Linked DNA regions of Homo sapiens: region 1 is linked to region 2. A link is a loop called in an ENCODE intact Hi-C map of the cell type or tissue named here. Cell type or tissue: ascending aorta. All regions are shown on one strand. Region 1 has its middle 11 kb from the start of PLEKHG5. Region 2 holds the start of NOL9 (nucleolar protein 9).

Region 1 (2,500 bases), 52 kb after region 2:
AACCCGGGAGGCAGAGGTTCAGTGAGCCGAGATCATACCATTGCACTCCATCCTGGGTGACAAGAGCAAAACTCCATCTGAAAAAAAAAAAAAAAAAAGACAGGGTTGTCTTGCTCTGTTACCCAGGCTGGAGTGCAGTGGCGAGATCACAGCTCACTGCATCTGACCTGAAGCAGCACTCCTGCCTCAGCCTCCCAAGCAGCTGGGACTGCAGGTGCACACCACCAGGCCCTGCTGGTTTTTTAATGTTTTTGTAGAGATGGAGTCTCTCTATGTTGCCCAGGCTGGTCTTGAGCATCTGGACTAAAATGATCCTTCTGCCTCCTTGGCTTCCCAAAGTGTTGGGATTATGGGTATAAGCCACCATGTCCAGCCTCAAAGCTCTTTAAAACTAGGCTCCTGGAATATCCATGCCCACTCTCTGAGTCAAGGCCATTCTTGGAATCCCCTTTATCCTGGTGAGGTGTGGCGAGGCCTTTGAGATCCCAAGTGGTGGCACCCAGATGCACCATGCACACCCTCAGCCTGAGCACCAGAACTGAGACCTGTTCACCCGTGTGTGCCTGCCCCAGCTCTCCCCGGGGCCGGCAGAGAGGCGCCGGGGGGCTGCACACAGCGGCTGGGTCACAGCACGTGAACAGGTCTCATGCATGAGCTGAGGCGGTCGGGTGGGTGAGCCTGGGCACACGGCTGTCTGTGTGGGCTCTGTCCTCTGTGCCAGCCAGACCCTGGCCGGGGCCCATGCAGGGTGGGCCGATGCCAGCCCTGCCTGTGATGGGGGTGGGACTGGCGCTTGGAGTGTGACTGTCGGGAATTGGGATCTCATAGCTATTTCTGCAGCCCCGCTCCTGTTCCGCCCTTGGTCACTCTCGGTTCCTCTGAGGAACCTCTGGAGGAAGCCCACGGGGGGCAGATGGGCAGGCGCCCGCAGTAGCCTCAGCCGGAGGAAGTGGCCGGCTGGCCCCAGGCCTGTGTGCAGAGCTGTGTGGACAGTTTCTTGGGCCCCAGGAAGGAATCCTGAATGTGTCCTCCCACCTCTTCTTACTGAGCTCGAGCAGTGTGGGTGGGTAGGGCTGTGTTCAGCTCTCCGGTCCCCGGGGACTACGCCAGCGGTGGTTCTGGGCTGTAGGCAGAAGCAGTGTCCTGGCCAAGGTCCATGCCCCTCCCTGCAGCTGGGTCCCTACTTCACTGACCTGCCCCAAGGTGCCCCATGGCGCTTTGGGAAGGGGATCAGAAACACATTTCCTTCCCAGGCCTCCAGTGACGCTCCAACCAGTGTCCTGCATAGGGAGTGGCGGATGTCCTGGGACCAGCAGCCATTTACCCAGGACATGCCCCTCTGGCGTTTGGCCAGGTTTGGGACAAATCTTGCCCTTCCCCAGGCTGCTGCGGCTAAGAGGTCCAGCCCCAGCATGGCCTGCAGCAGCTGCCCAGGCATGGACCGGCGCCCAGGAGGGTGGGGCTCACGCGGGAGGGGACATTCAAGGCCACAGCTGCTTCCTGAGAGGGGCAGCCTTTGCATGGCCAGGCCTGTGGTTGGGAGGTCGTGGGCAGGGAGGGCCTGTTTTCTTGAGACAGAAGGGTTCATCGGAGTGGAGGGTTCACAGGTGAGGGGCTACCCTGGAGAAAATGAGAACGAGGTGGTTTTCCATGCACTTGTGTCAGCCTGGGACCAGTGGGGAAAGGGGACACTCATGTCATGATGGGGGGACCAATTCACGTTTTCCAGACAGCTAATTGTGTCAGGCCCCATGGGAGCACTGTAGCCTGGCGGTTAGGAGCACAGGCTTGGAGGCTTACACACTCACAGCCTCGTTACTCTCATTACTTGTGTGACCTTGGGCAAATCTCTCTACCCTCCACGCCTCAGTTTCCTCATCTGTAAAATGGGGACAATGATCATTCCTCTACACAGAGTTAGATGGTGAAACGACACCATCTATGGACAGCAGAGTTCCCAGCAGGTGGTTGGCAAGTGAGAGCTGTGGTCATTGTGTGTCGTTCCTGAAGCCGTCTGATGGGGAAGACAGGTCGGTGTTGGTTCAAAGGTTCAAGACAGTGGGAGTCCAGCAAGGACACGTTCACCTGGAACTGGGATATGTGACAATAGGGAGGCCTTCCTGAAGGCAGCAGCCTTCAATCTGGGCCTTGAAGAGTGGGCAGGATGGCAGCAGACAGCGATGGGAGGATGCTGGGGGAGGGCAAAGGAATAGCACCAAGAAGGGCTGGGCTGGGGTCAGAAGCTCAGTTGTGTCCGGCAAGTAGCGGAGTGAGGGGCCTGCGGTGGGGCGACGGAGTGGCGTGGACTGTGGGGGCTGGAAGCATTTGTGCTGATCCGAGGCAGACACAGCTCGGGAGCTGGAGCCGTCCAGAACATGGGTCCAGAGCTGCCGGGCTCCTCTGGTTTGTCAAGAGAAGCCAGAAATATGGACTTTTATGTGAAATCTCCTGACTTTTCAAAGTTGGCAACCAATTTAAATTCTTCCGAAACCCTGTTCTC
Region 2 (2,500 bases):
CAAAAAAAAAAAAAAAAAAAAAAAGAAGAGGGAAAAAGCTGCCCTTGCTTAGGCCTGGCCACCTAGGTATGGTACAAAGCCAAGAACCAATTTCAATGAAGTTACAATACAACACATTCTAACAGCAAGGGTGAAATAATTGGAAACTGGCCGAAGTGTCTAGGAAGGTCTAGCCAGCACTTAGGTGGCAAGTGGATTGATGAACAAGGCCTGGGGACAGTTCAAGGGGCAAAGGCAGAGGCAAGGTCCTGTTTGGAGGATGGCAGCCAGAGGGGCCCTATAGCCAGGGGTCCCACTAAGTGTGGCTCTGCTGGCCCCTCACTCACCTGTCACACAGGGTCACCTCGGGTCTGTGCCTCACCTGCAGACAGCCAGAATGGAGAGGGAACAGGCCTGCCAGGAGGTAATCTCCGGGGAGGGTGAAGTCAGGAGAAGACTCCGTGCTATGGCAGGCAAAGGCCCAGCAGCAGGAAATGAGAAGCTGCAGGCCGACCAGGCGAGCCGTGCAGAGCAGCATGCTGGCCAGATGCCCGCGCCTGGCATGGCCAAGGAGTGGCCTCTAAGGAGGCCAGTTGCTTAAATAGAAGGCAGCTGCCGGATGCTTCCTAACTTCAGGCCCCCAAAAGGGGTGGGACTGGAGCCCAGTGGCTGAAGCAGGACTGTTTGCCTTGACATTCCGGGCCTGCGGTCCCACTCAGGAACTGGGCAGGACGAAGGCACAGATGCAAACCAGGTGGCACCCAGTGACCCTTCCTCTGGACGGTTGTGGGTTCTGTCCACGCTCTGTGACTTCACCTGGCTTAGAAAAGGAGCTCTGGCATTTTGGGGCGAGGTGGGAGGCTGGAACACAATTTCTCCGGGTGTTGCGAGGTTTCAGAACTTTTTACCTGGGCCTCAGTTTACTAAATGAGACACAGCTTTGAGTCGACACCCCCCTGCCCCAGTCTCCAGTTTTCTGACATTAAGATTCTGAGCAAATTGTCATATACTTTCGCCTTGTTACCCAGGGTTGCTCACTTCGAAACAAATGCATGCAAACCGAAGGTATGCAAATAGACATGTTTTGTTTAAACTGCCAATCCTAAAGCTTTTTCTGCAGGAGAAAAAAAATATCCCGGTGTTTTTCCGGAGAGGTGGCCCATGGCTGGTCGCGAGGTTTCTGGCTTTCTCTCTCCGGCCGGCTGGGGTAGGGAATTTGCGTAACGTAAATGGAGTCCTCCGTGGAGCCCCTCGACCAGATCGGCTGGAACCTCCTAGTGTGCTTCCGGAGGTTGCCGGCAGAGGGCGCCGGCGGCTCGGAGGCCCCTCTTTTCGGCAGCTGGGAGGGCAGCGGGGCGGACCGACGGGATCTCGCGAGATTCTCGCGCGGTAGGCCCTGAGGACCCAGCATGGCGGACTCGGGACTGCTGCTAAAGCGGGGTTCCTGCCGTTCCACTTGGCTGCGGGTCCGCAAGGCCCGGCCCCAGCTCATCCTCAGCCGCCGGCCCCGCCGCCGGCTCGGGAGCCTGCGCTGGTGCGGTCGGCGGCGCCTACGGTGGCGGTTACTGCAAGCCCAGGCGTCCGGCGTGGACTGGAGGGAGGGAGCCCGCCAGGTGTCGCGCGCGGCGGCGGCCCGGAGACCCAACACCGCGACCCCCAGCCCGATCCCTAGCCCGACCCCGGCCTCCGAACCCGAGTCCGAACCCGAACTCGAATCCGCCTCGAGTTGCCACCGGCCTCTCCTCATCCCACCGGTGCGGCCCGTGGGCCCCGGCCGCGCGTTGCTGCTGCTGCCGGTCGAGCAGGTAGGTGGGGGGCGCCGGTAGTAGTCCCCGAGGGCAGGGAGGGCTGGAGAGGCAGCCCCGGGAGAGCTGCAGGGTAGGAGAGGACCGTGGTCCCCCGGGCCTGTTCTCTGGCTGCCAGTCGGATTCAAGTCCATCCTCTTGATGGTTGGTGGCAACTAGGCTCCCCTGAGCAGCAGGGTAACAGGTACCCTGCTAAGGGGTCCCTAGGCCTTACGAGCTAAAGGGACTTTATTTTGTTTTGTTTTCTTTCTTTCTTTTTCTTTTTGAGACAGAGTCTCACTCTGTCCCCCAGGCTGGAGTGCAGTGGCACAATCTCGGCTCACTGCAACCTCCGCATCCCGGGTTGAAGCGATTCCCCTGCCTCAGCCTCCGGAGTAGTTGGGACTACAGGCGCGTGCCACCTCGCCCGGCTATATTTTTTGTATTTTTAGTAGAAACGGGGTTTCGCCATGTTAGCCAGGATAGTCTCGATCTCCTGACCTTGTGATCCACCCGCCTCGGCCTCTCAAAGTGCTGGGATTACAGGTGTGAACCACCGCACCTGGAACTCTGAAAGGGATTTTAATAGTTAAAAAAAAAAAAGGTTGCAATTACTGAGAGCTCAGAAATTCCAGGATTTAAGGGTTCCAAAAGTGTTTTAGGCTTTGAACCCATTTAAACATCCAGCTCTCTTACGGAGTAGTTGTCCCTCTCTCTAAGTGTTTACAGACGAGGAG

The links. A loop is a pair of places that touch in the nucleus more often than their neighbours do. Peaks named below come from ENCODE experiments on the same cell type or tissue, not always from the same donor. Only the 100,000 strongest peaks of a DNase experiment are listed, where the experiment ranks them.
Region 1: a loop joins it to region 2, with 6 times the contacts of the local background. A loop is called at or near these places in 10 of 110 quality-filtered maps.

Annotation. Positions count from the first base shown.
Region 1 is chr1:6,501,006-6,503,505 of GRCh38, reverse strand. It overlaps a transcript of PLEKHG5 not described here. Among named protein-coding and RNA genes, the nearest start is that of PLEKHG5, 11 kb to the right of the region's middle. RefSeq lists an enhancer at 272-1,001. In ascending aorta, no CTCF peak of the experiment used is centred here; DNase peaks (open chromatin) are centred at 1,096, 1,425 and 2,453; H3K4me3 peaks cover 1,377 bases; H3K27ac peaks cover 2,182 bases.
Region 2 is chr1:6,553,391-6,555,890 of GRCh38, reverse strand. It overlaps NOL9 (nucleolar protein 9), which reads left to right and starts at 1,378. Exons shown (of 12, transcript NM_024654.5): 1 at 1,378-1,784. The coding sequence starts at 1,389. It overlaps TAS1R1 (taste 1 receptor member 1), which reads right to left and starts at 584. Exons shown (of 6, transcript NM_138697.4): 1 at 327-584. The coding sequence starts at 517. RefSeq lists a silencer at 1,413-1,672. In ascending aorta, a CTCF peak has its summit at 1,266 (motif pointing right); DNase peaks (open chromatin) are centred at 530 and 1,290; H3K4me3 peaks cover 2,178 bases; H3K27ac peaks cover 1,866 bases.